Linked DNA regions of Homo sapiens: all the other regions are linked to region 3. A link is a contact called in ENCODE Hi-C or POLR2A ChIA-PET data. All regions are on one chromosome and are shown on one strand. The core of a region is the stretch at or near the end of the contact, and the rest is flanking DNA. Distances in the headings are between cores, read along the strand shown. Region 1 holds the start of TAX1BP3 (Tax1 binding protein 3). Region 2 overlaps YWHAE (tyrosine 3-monooxygenase/tryptophan 5-monooxygenase activation protein epsilon). Region 3 holds the start of PAFAH1B1 (platelet activating factor acetylhydrolase 1b regulatory subunit 1).

The links. Hi-C counts contacts between places; a loop is a spot of excess contacts on that map. ChIA-PET counts read pairs that join two places held with the same protein, here RNA polymerase II (POLR2A). Pooled maps may share reads with other maps.
Region 1: a loop to region 3 is called in a map of B cell, with 16 times the contacts of the local background. The contact joins the promoter of TAX1BP3 here to the promoter of PAFAH1B1 in region 3. A Hi-C loop is called at or near these places in 1 of 168 maps with a recorded cell type or tissue (B cell) and 9 of 50 pooled maps. POLR2A ChIA-PET finds 5 or more read pairs at or near these places in 1 of 52 experiments (MCF 10A).
Region 2: POLR2A ChIA-PET joins it to region 3 with 10 read pairs in B cell. The contact joins the enhancer-like site here to the promoter of PAFAH1B1 in region 3. POLR2A ChIA-PET finds 5 or more read pairs at or near these places in 2 of 52 experiments (B cell and GM10248).

What each region holds. Positions count from the first base shown.
Region 1 is chr17:3,666,290-3,669,957 of GRCh38, reverse strand. It overlaps TAX1BP3 (Tax1 binding protein 3), which reads left to right and starts at 1,380. Exons shown (of 4, transcript NM_014604.4): 1 at 1,380-1,470. The coding sequence starts at 1,432. It overlaps EMC6 (ER membrane protein complex subunit 6), which reads right to left and starts at 1,146. Exons shown (of 2, transcript NM_031298.4): 1 at 1,059-1,146; 2 at 293-860. The coding sequence starts at 811. The coding sequence ends at 479. P2RX5-TAX1BP3 (P2RX5-TAX1BP3 readthrough (NMD candidate)) reads left to right here. Exons shown (of 15, transcript NR_037928.1): 12 at 1-900. RefSeq lists enhancers at 1-460, 461-991, 1,524-2,054, 2,055-2,586 and a silencer at 1,093-1,432.
Region 2 is chr17:1,374,886-1,378,663 of GRCh38, reverse strand. The region is part of intron 1 of YWHAE (tyrosine 3-monooxygenase/tryptophan 5-monooxygenase activation protein epsilon); the gene reads left to right. Among named protein-coding and RNA genes, the nearest start is that of YWHAE, 23 kb to the left of the region's middle. Within about 2 kb of position 2,468, at least 5 of the 41 ENCODE cell types and tissues checked have a DNase peak (open chromatin) inside an H3K27ac peak, as active enhancers do; they include B cell, where a contact is called at or near this core.
Region 3 is chr17:2,591,444-2,595,264 of GRCh38, reverse strand. It overlaps PAFAH1B1 (platelet activating factor acetylhydrolase 1b regulatory subunit 1), which reads right to left and starts at 1,611. Exons shown (of 11, transcript NM_000430.4): 1 at 1,259-1,611. RefSeq lists silencers at 763-812, 873-932, 1,343-1,572, 1,623-1,842 and an enhancer at 1,677-2,405.

The DNA.
Region 1 (3,668 bases), core at 131-2,630, 1.1 Mb before region 3:
TGACCTCAGGTGATCCGCCCACCTCGGCCTCCCAAAGTGCTGGGATTACAGACATGAGCCACCGTGCCCGGCCCAGGGAGCTCTTAATACATATTAACTGTTACTGCTTCTTAGGATGTTAATAAGTTCTTTCCTTATGTAGGCCCTTAGGGCCCGTTTCTGAATGGCCTATGTGTAAATACAAGGACTTAACACAAGGCTATGGCCCATTCCTTGCTCTCCAGGAGTCAAATCTCGGCGATTTTGCATCAGTGGCAGCCTAAGCGTTACAGCAGGAAAGAACTCCACAAAGTGTCTCACGCTTCATTTAATCTGAAGAATATTACAGGCTCTCCGTCTTCAGATATAAATTATTTATAACGTTACAGAACAAGCAGCGAATTCAACCACTTAAGAACTAAGGAAGTCTACATGGTGTTAATTGCTGGCCACAGTCCTCCCGATCTGGTTTTTTAAAAAAGTCCCCCGGGCCCCCATTTCAGTAGACGTGCACCATGCCGTAGAGGAACGTCCAGAACAGGACGTAGGTGAAGAGGCCCCCGATGAGGCCTCCTGTAAAGAGAGGTCTCCGTGATTTGAAATATTTGTTCCACCTCCTTCCCGCCTTGAGAATGAGGAGCAGGGAGAGCAGGACGGAGGCGAGCAGGTAGAAGATGAAGCCGTAGAGGCCGGTGAGGCCGAGGATGCCGGCCGTGGCCCCCGACAGCGCTGACACCGAGGTCCGGCAATAATCCAGGACGGCGGCGTTGCCCCGCACGGCCGCCTCGCTGATGAACGGCGGCCCTTCCCGCTTGGCCACCACCGCGGCCATCGCACCAGCCCGGGCTCGGCCTCTCGCTTTCTCGCGGAACAACGCGGAGCTGCGGAGAAAACCAAGTTACAAGTGGCGCCCGGAGCTCGGTGAGTTGGGTTCACGCCGCCCCCTCCCCCTGGAGCTTCCGAGACCTGGCACCAGTCCTGGGCCTCGGATCTTCCAAAGACGCCGAGGAGATTGAGGGTCCGGGCCGGCCGGGAGGTGGTGGCGCGTCTGCGTTCCCCGGCCACGGTGGCCCAGTTACCTGGAACACGGCGCCGGACACACTACTTAGCGTTCCCTCAGACGGGCAGTGGAAGAAATGCCCGCGGCGCCATCTTGCTCGGAAGACTGCCGGGAGGTCTCGGGCTGCGCACGCGCCCAGATCCCGCCCCGCCCTCCGCGCCTGCGCCGTGGGCGCCCCGGACACGCTCCGCCCTCTGCCCGCTTTTCTGCGCACGCGCAGGGACTTCCGAAAGCGGAGTGGCGCTCCGGCCAGTGATTGGCTGGAGGTTTGTTAACTATTCATGAGGGGGCGGGCCGAGCGGGGCGGCCTTTGTTAAGCAGCGAGGGCGCGACCGCGGGTACTCTGCTGCCGGCTTCTCGGAGCGGCGCTGGGCGACCAGAGCAGGGTCGAGATGTCCTACATCCCGGGCCAGCCGGTCACCGCCGTGGTGGTGAGTGCGCTTGCGCGGGCTCCTCCTCGTCTTGGCCTGACCCCACCTCGCAGAGCGGGAAACGGACACCCCAAGCAGGTTGACAGAGCATCGAACCCGGGGCTCCTGCGAACCGGCGGCAAGGGCTCGGGTCCCCGCTTTGCCGGAGCGGGCCGCAGTTCCCCCAGCCACGAAACAGGGATGGCCGGGACCCGAGAGCCTCCCGAGACCCTGGACAGAGCCCAGACTGCGTGCGCAGGGCGGGGAGGGCCACGGGGAAAGGCCTGGCTGCAGGAGCCTGGAAAAGCGCCCCCTTCCCGGGCCTCCGTGTCCCCAGACGGGGAGCTGCTGGGGGCGGGCGCCGATCCCGACGTCCATGAGTCGCAGCCTCTGGAATGAGGAAATGCTTCCTCCGCTGCAGCCTGCGCCGCCGCCCGGAGGGAGATCTGGGGGTGGGGCTCTCCCGAGCCTGCCGTGGCAGCCCCTGCCCCCTTCCTGTCCAGCCTTGCTCCTCCAACCCACTCGCCGCCTGGTCCAGGGTGGACGCTCGTATAGCTGCGATGAGCGTTTCCTCTTCGAACTTTTCCTGGGTCTCCAGCCCTTAAGGCAAAAAAGTCCAGGCCTCCCTCCTGGCACTTGAGTCCTGAGTAGACCCTCCGGGGGCTAGCCTAGGCCCCTGGCCGCCCTCTGGCTTGTTTTAGGTGCTGGGTGCTATTAGACTAGGCAGAGGGAGGAAGGAAGGCTGGGACGTTAGACTCAGACGCCGGTGTCACAGAGGGACACAACCCTATGACAGAGGTGGGGAGTCCCAGAGAGAAGTGCTCAGCCAGAAAAGACCACCTCAGGAAAGACTCAGGTCTCCTGCCTACCTCCCGACAGCGTTCAGAGAATGAGAAGAAATGCCTGCCCGGTGGGCAGTAGGTCAAGCGAAAGTCCCCGCCCTGGAGCCATAGGGACTGGGTGTGTTATCTCAGTTGGGTGTGCTGGAGAAGCTCCAGCAATCAGGTGGGTGGAGGCAGAGAAGCCACTGATAAAGGCGACAAGTGAGGCTGAGCTTAGAGCACTGGCTCAGGCCTGGGCCAGGAGGAAACATTGCTGGACCAGCTGACAGCTGTCCTAAGCTTCACCCTCCCTGCACCAGCTTGACTTTTTTTTTTTTTTTTTTTTTGAGACAGTCTTGCTCTGTCGCCCAGGCTGGAGTACAGTGGCGCGATCTCGGTTCATTGCAACCTCCGCCTCCTGGGTTCAAGCGATTCTCCTGCCTCAGCCTCCCGAGTAGCTGGGATTACAGGCATGCACCAGCATGCCCAGCTAATTTTTGTATTTTTAGTAGAACGGGGTTTCACCATGTTGGCCAGGCTTGTCTTGAACTCCTGACCTCTGGTGATCCACCTGCCTCAGCCTCCCAAAGTGCTGGGATTACAGGCGTGAGGCACCACACCCGGCCCAGCCTGGCTTTTTTAGATCCCTACCTGCCCCAGAGAGAAGGCACCAGGTTTGCTCTTTAGGTAGAAGGGGGGCAGGGACAGGTGAGGAGCTACAGCAAGCCACCTTCTGCGTGACCTCACCCAGCAAATCAGTGACAGCCCTGTCTCCCAACCCAAGGGCCTGTAATCTTCTGACCGTGCCGGCAGAGCAGGCCTGGAGGAGCTCAGTTTGGGGCATGAGGACCCAGGCACAGTAGGCCTCATGCTTCCTGCCCCCCTCCCTCACGCCATAACTGGTCCCAGGGCCTTCCCCAAAACTGCAGGCCCATGCCCCCTAATTCTGGTAACACCAGGAACGTGCCTGGACATGGTGTGTATGGTCTGGCCTCTCCCTCGAGTCTTGGATTGGGGATGGGTTTGGGCAGGCTCACTCCCCAGTCCCCACCCTCTCCCATGTAGAATCCTGAGAATATTAAAGACATTTAGGCCATTCTTCTGAACCCTGGCTCCATAGATCCATCTGCCTTCTGGACACCTGCCCCGCAGCTCCTGGCACTCCAACCTAACCTGCTCCTCCTCCTCCTGGGTCCCCATCTGAATAATGTGTGTTCAGCCAGGCACGGTGGCTGGGTGCTCCTCTTGACTCCTCTCCTCCATGAGTGGTCCCTAAGTCTGTAGATCTCCATTTTCAGGTAGCTCCATGTCCCCCGGCCTCTGCACCTTGCTTTTGTGAGATGTCCGTTCCTCTACTGATTACCTGAGTGGTCATTCTAGCAGCAAACCTGACCATGC
Region 2 (3,778 bases), core at 1,219-3,718, 1.2 Mb after region 3:
CTGTACTGAATTTCTTTTATAGTAAACGAGTAGTATTGCTCCTGAAATGGTCTGAGTCAGGCTTTTTAGACATGCTTTTTAGTACAGAACTGATGCTTCCCAGATTATTTGTCAGTGTGATAGAGAAGGTGCGTGATAATCGTTTTAGAAAAAATTTTGCTCCATCTTTATATTTCTGAATAGTAACAAGAGAGTTGTCATGTGACTAGCAAGATATTGGGACCTTTTAGAAATCAGTAAGGCAGAATGTTGATTGTCATGAATTATCTGTGAATTGACTATGTTTAGTGATTGTCAAGCTTTTGCCTAATTTTATTCATTCCTTGGAGGTTGTCCAAGCTGAATCAGATTATTTGAAAGCCACACAATTCCTGAGCATTCTCATATGTCAGCCTTCTGCAGAAATGTCCTCAGTTATTTCATGGGGTCAGAAGTATCCAATTGAAGACTGCTTCTCACATGTAAATCTAGGCATACATTTTCTGTGATGACTCCTTTTTAAGAAAATATCCGCAAGGTAAATTTCTTAGTAAGTAGCACCTTGTAAGTTTCTCTCCAACAAACTTGCATACTATCCCCTCCAAACCATAAAAACAATTTGAGACTTTTATTTTGAGACGGAGTCTCACCTCTGTTGCCCAGGCTGGAGTGCAGTGACGCGATCTTGGCTCACTGCAACCTCCGCCTCTCGGGTTCAAGCAATTCTCCTGCCTCAGCCTCCCGAGTAGCTGGGATTACAGGCACCCGCCACCATGCCCAGCTAATTTTTGTATTTTTAGTAGAGACGGGGTTTCACCATGTTGGCCAGGCTGGTCTCGAACTCCTGACCTCAGGTGATCCACCTGCCTCGGCCTCCCAAAGTGCTGGGATTACAGGCATGAGCCACTGCTTCCAGCCAGGAAGTCTTTACATAGTAAGACATTTGAGTTTGATCCAGAGGGATGATGTTTCCTAGGAAAAAGGAAAGGTCATTGGCTAATTGATTAGCCTTTATATAAAGCAAGCTCAGGACCTTTCCAGAACCTAAGTGACTGAACTCTTTCTTTTTGAGAGACAGAGTCTTGCTCTGTTGCCCAGGGTGGAGTGCAGTGGCATGATCATAGCTCACTGTGGCCTCGGACTCCTGGGCTCAAGCGATCTTCCTGTCTCAGCTTCTGGAGTAGCTGGGACTGACTACAGGTGTGAGCCACATTTCCGGTTCTGACAGAACCTTTTTATGTCAGTGCCTGATGCTGTGCCCTTTTCTTCCCTTGGTGTGATTGCTTTTACTGTTCTTGGGCTAAGGAATTTGTTTCTGTGAGCACTCTGGTTGCAAAGTCATTGAAGTGTGATGGCTAAAAGCTCAGACTCTTAAGTTAGATTGTCTGGGTTTGAGTTTGGGTTTTACCATTGTGTGACTTTAGGAACATTACTCTTAGCTTCATTTTTCTGCCCTTAAAATCAGGATTAGGGCCGGGTGTGGTAACCCCTGCCTGTAATCCCACCACCTAGGGAGGCCGAGGCAGGTGGATCACCTGAGGTCAGGAGTTCGAAACCAGTCTGGCCAACATGGTGAAACCCTGTCTTTACTAAAAATATAAAAATTAGCCGTGCACGTTGGCGGGCACCTGTAGTCCTAACTACCAGGGAGGCTGGGGCAAGAGCATCACTTGAACATGGGAGATGGAGGTTGCAGTGAGATTGCACTTCAGCCTGGGCAACAGAGCTAGACTCTGTCTCAAAAAAAAAAAAAAAAGTTAGGGTTATGACCCTGTGTGCTTTGGTAAGAGGAACATTAATCCTGTCAGCCAGTACAGAACCTGCTCGTTTTTCCCATGGCAGATTCTGAACAGTTTGCTTTTTTCCTGACCCTGAATTTCATTAGGAGCTGTAAATTGTGCCTTGTGACTTGTCAGCCTGATAGTTGGAGACCTGCTCCTTTTATGATTTTGTACTTTGTGTTTATCAGAAACTGTTGAAGCTCAGCAGAGACTTGTTTTACTACCTGGCAAGGACAGTCTTGGGAAAATCAGGTTTACTGGGATGTTGATGTAAAGATATTAGAGGTATGAAACTAAGCTTTTTGTATTCAGGAGGCTGAGGTGGGAGGATTGCTTGAGCCCAGGAGTTGGAGACCAGCCTGGGCAACATACAAAGACTCCCGTCTCTTTAAGAGAAAAGAATAAAGTAAGCTTTTTTTGGGAGAGGGGTGAACCTCTAGGTGGAAAAAGAAATGCGTTTTAAGCAGGAGTGAACTTCTTTCCTTCTTTTCTTTTCTTTCTTTCTCTCTCTTTCTTTTTCTTTCTTTCTGTCTGTCTGTCTGTCTTTCTTGTCTTTCTGTCTGTCTTTCTGTCTTCGTTCTTTCTCTCATGGTGGCAGACGCCACCATGCCTGGGTCTCAACCACATTTTAGTATGTGAAACTTGTTTCTCTGGTAGAGTCACTGAAACCAGTTATTTCCCCTCTATTGTCACAGAAGCAAACAAAAGGATCCTCGTACAGATGCATTCAAATAAATATTCAAATCTGAGGCAATATGATTAAATCAAAGCACAACTCAAGTCAGATTCCCTGAGTTGTAGTCCACTGGCTTTGTGATCTGGAACAAGTTTAACCTTCGTGTTCTTCAGTATATGGAGATATTCTAAAATGGGATAATACTGGTACCCACTTCAGAGGTCTGTTGAGAAGATTAAGCACATTAATACAGCGAAGCATTTGGAACAGTGCCTATTTTAGCATGGGGGGTTTTATTTGTGAATAAGTCTGTTGAATGAACAACATAGTTGAAATGGGGTGTTTTATTTATGAATTAGTCTGTTGAATGAACAACATAGTTGAAAGAACACAACCACAAACCAAACCTCAGTTAACAAGTCAAGGGGAAAAACTTGTGACTCTACTGGCAGCAGCAGATGATGGGTGTCCCAGACACAAGCTGGTTCCATGTGGTGGATCTGTGTCTAGGCTATTACCATACAATGAAGGGAAACTTACTTGGAACTAAAGAGACTTAACTATGTTTAATTAACTTGTGAGGAGTATGTTTTTCAGAGTGGCGATTTTAATCACCCACCCTTGTCCCCAAACCATGAAAAGTCCCAGAAATTCGATTTTGTTACTCAAAATTACTGTAGCAAAACTGCCCGTGGATCCAAAAGAAGTGATTTCAACCATTTCAGTTTTTTGGTTCTTAAATTGCGATCCCACCTGCTGCAAACACATGACAGCCTTCCCCCACCCGTGAAATGCCCACATCCCACTGATAAAATACTTGCCGCAAAGGTGATTTCAGGAAATGCTAGTTGTGTTGAGGGCCTTTATGTGAATATAATGGTTGGAGTTCATCCTCTACTGAGGGAGGGCTGAAGGGTGTAGTTAGTCTAGAGTTTTGGATAAATCAGCTTTTCTTATATAGTTTTGGGGTACATTATCATTAGTATTATGTTTCTGTTGCTGGTGTTAAAAGGATAAAGATGACAGTGATATTGGAAGAGAGTGTCATTGTAGTCGTTATTTGTACAAACTGGTACAAAGCACTGGTCGTAGAATGTTTGGAGAGATTGAGAAGTTGACTTTCCATACTCTTGAAGGAGTGATGTGCTTGGTAGTGTGCACCTATAGTCCCAGTTACTTGGGAGGCTGAGGTGGGAGGATCACTCGAGGCCAGGAGTTTAAGGCTACATAGTGCGCTGTGATCATGGGCCTGTGAATAGCCACTGCACGACATACAGTCAGGGCAACGTAGTGAGACCCTGTCTCTTGAAGCAATAGAAGTGTCTCCTGACTCAATGCTACT
Region 3 (3,821 bases), core at 362-2,861:
TTTGGCCTTTAAAACCTTATGAAACTCCAAGACTGTGTGCTTAAAGGAGAGATGGGAATATCAGTAATATCTCTATTTGTCCGGACTGCCACTTAAGGAAAGAGGGAGGGGGGACCTTGGCATGACATCGCCCATTGAGAACGAGACCACAAATCTGGTCCTCCTCTTCAAAGGCGTATTTTCTTAACCAAAAGACTGATATAAATTGGGCCCAAACCCCAAAAGAAAATTTCCTGCCCTCTTCCCAAGGAGTTTCTTGCTAAGTCACTGAAGAAAGGTAGCATAACATATAAAGCTATGGTACCTTGCTCTCTCCTACTAAATACGGAAAACCTCTTCCCCTCTACTGCTACGTTTAGAGGTGCAGAGTCAAAATGTGTCGACCACCTCAAAGGCATTTTCTCATGTGGGAGGCTAAAGAGGGTAAATATGCAGAGGCACTGCGTTTCCCAAAGGGGCAGGGAGATGAGATTAGACGAAGGGGAATGGCAGGGAGCCTCGAAGCTGAATGTTAACAGCATCAAAAGGCAACTCCCGACCGAGGAGCCGGTGGCAGAAAGAAAATCCTGCCAGATTCGGTGGGTGGATGCTGCGGATTGCTCGGTGGGCCGGGCTGCCTCTCCTCGGCGGGTGCTGAGGCTGGACCGCCGCACCGGGGGCCAGGGAGACGGTGGGCCACCCTCCGCTGGTCAACCCCATCTTAAGGACCAGTCGGGGACGGAATGCCTGGAAGGCCCTATGAGTGCCCCGGCGGCGCGGGGCTGAGCCGGTCCCCGAGCCGATAACTGAGGGTGGGGTGGGGACTGCGGTGCTCGTCTCCGCGGCCGGGGAGAGCAGGGCCGATCCTTTTCCCCAAGATCAGAGAGCTACCTGGTCCCCACGCCCTTCCAACCCAAGAATACTTTTCTTGCTAAGTCACCGAGGGAGGAGGGCGATCCCTTCTTGGGGAGGGCCGCGGGGCGGGGGTCGCAGAGGCGCCGGCAGCCCCCAAAGCCGGGCCCGGGAGGAGAGGAGCGAGGGCAGCGCCCTCCCCGGACAGTCCCCCTCCTCCGGGTCTCTCACTCAACGGCCGTCGCGGCCGCCATTTTGAGAGCGAGGAGAGAAGAAGAAGGAGGAGGCGGCGGCGGAGGCAGGGGGAGGGGAGAATGGGAGGGAGGGGACCGGCGCAGCCACATCGTCAGGCCGCCGGGTCCGGCCTGCAGCCGCCCGGGCGCGGTGGAGGAGACAGAGGGGAGGGCGCAGACCCGCGCCGCCTTACCGGAGCGCTGCACCGCCGCCTCCGCAGGGCCTCTTCCGTCCTTCACTCCCATCCACCGGCGGGGGAGGGGGAGGGAGAGGGGAGGGAGGAAGGAGGGAGGGAGGGAAGGAGGGGGGAGGATGGCGCGCTGGGCCCGGGCCCGGGGAGGGGGAGGGGAGGGGAGCGGGCGGGCTCCTCAGCCGTTCCGGGGCTCGAGTCCAAGCTCGGCGCTCGCGGTTTCTCTCGCTCGCGCCCGAGCGCTCCCCTCCTTCTCCTTCTCGCTCCCTAGACTCCCGTGTCGCTGCTCCTCCGCTCGCTCACTCGCTCTCCCGGCCGCCGGACTCCGCCGCCGCCCCGCCGCTCCAGCTCCGTCTGTCACAGGAGCTGCCCCAACGCCCTGACGTCACCGCGCCGCCGCCGCCGCCGCCGCCGCCGCCCCAGACCCGCCAGGAAGAGGGAGGGGCGGGCGCCGGGAGCGGAGGAGGGGCTGCGGCGCATGCGCCGGGCTGGGCCGGGCCGGGGCCGCGCTGCCTTCTAGCGGGCGGGCGGCTGAGCGGTGCCACCCGGCCGGCGGGCGAGTCTGCGTGCGAGGTGCTGCTTCTCACGCTCCGCACGCTTCTGTTAACCTTGGGAGAGGCTCTTTTTTCCCAGCCCCTCGTCTGACTTGCGGCCCCTTCTGAACTCTGGCTCTGCTCACCTCGCTGCCCTGCTTTTGCGCTCATGCGGCCGACCGCGGCGTCCCGTTGGCACCGTGTGTGGCGGGCCCCGGGAGGCGCGAGAGGCAGCGGGGCCCGGCCACCTACCGCCCCTTTCTGCCTCCGGCCTCCGAGATGATTTCCCAGTTTGGGGGGGAATGAGGGAGGGGAGTAGGCTGGCTGGCTTGGGAGGAGGAGCTGTTGAGGTTAAAAGGCAGATGGAATGCTGTCATTGTCTTGATTTGTATTATAGATTCTTAATTGGGAGGACTCGCTTTTGGATATGATTCAGCTATTCTTCTCCTTAGTCACACACAGACATCAGAGTCTCTCCAGGTCTCGAAACGGATGCCCAAAGAAAGGCCTGGAACTGTATCCCTATAAGGGATGTCTGTGTGTGTTTGCTAAATTATGGATTGAAATATTGATGACAAGAGTCGTCTTGGGGATTTGTAGTTAATTTATTCCACACAGATACCTATGATTTTTCTTTTCTTTTCCTTTTTTTTTTTTTTTTTTTTTTGAGACGGAGTCTCGCTGTGTCGCCCAGGCTGGAGTGCAGTGGCGCGATCTCGGCTCACTGCAACCTCCGCCTCCCGAGTTCAAGCGATTCTCTGCATCAGCCTCCCGAGTAGCTGGGAGTACAGGCACTTGCCACCACGCCCAGCTAATTTTTGTTTTTTGTTTTTGTTTTTGTTTTTGAGATGGAGTCTCGCTCTGTCGCCCAGGCTGGAGTGCAGTGGTGCAATCTCCACTCACTGCAGGCTCCGCCTCCCGGGTTCACGCCATTCTCCTGCCTCAGCCTCCCGAGTAGCTGGGACCACAGGCGCCCACCACCACGCCCGGCTAATTTTTTTGGTATTTTTAGTAGAGACGGGGTTTCATCATGTTGGCCCGGATGGTCTCGATCCCTTGACCTCGTGATCCGCCCGCCTCTGCCTCCCAAAGTGCTGGGATTACAGGCGTGAGCCACCGTGCTCAGCCGACCCTTGATTTTTAAAAAGCGAGATTTGGGGTTCTGAATAATTCAATATGGGCTATTATTTTAATAACAGGTTTAAATGAGATTATCTTATCATTCATTTGTATTGTCCAAGGAAGCTTTTTTCTTGAAACAGGCTTAAGCTTATGTGTACTGATTTTATTGCGTCACTTTATGTAGGTAAATATATATATATATACTGCATTTGAGAAGCAGCAGAGTTAACGAAAGAGACAACTTAGGTGTAAATCCTGGACCCCGCACTTGCCAGAAGCGCGACCTGGGGCAAATTACCATACCTCTCTTTGGCCTCAGTTTCTCAATAAAAGACACCTAATAACTAACCCGGCTTTTGTGAGAATTACAGAGGAGGTGCAGCCTGTGTAAAGTATCTTAGTTTCGTGGGGACTTATAGGTAACTCATGTAAACATTACTGTTGCTTGATACCAAAACAAGTTTCCTTTGTTCAAGAAAGGTTATCTCTGCCAGGCACAGGTTGCTAACCCCTGTAATCCCAGCAATTTGGGAGGCCAAGGCAGGGATGGGGAGGTTGGGAGGGGGGCCGTGGATCACCTGAGCCAAGGAGTTGGAGACCAGCAGGTGCAACATAGTGAAACCTCATCTCTACAAAAAAATTTTAAAAATTAGCTAAGTGTGGTGGCACATGCCTGTAGTCCCAGCTACTGGGGAGGATGAGATGGGAGGATTGCTCAAGCCCTGGAGATCCAGACCAGCCAGGGCAACAAAGCAAGATCTCATCTCTAAAAACAAAAAAAGAAAAGAAAAACAGCCGGGCGCGGGGACTCACGCCTGCAATCCCAACACTTTGGGAGGCTCAGACAGGTGGATCACTTGAGGTCAGGATTTCGAGACCGGCCTGGTCAACATGGCGAAATGCCATCTCTA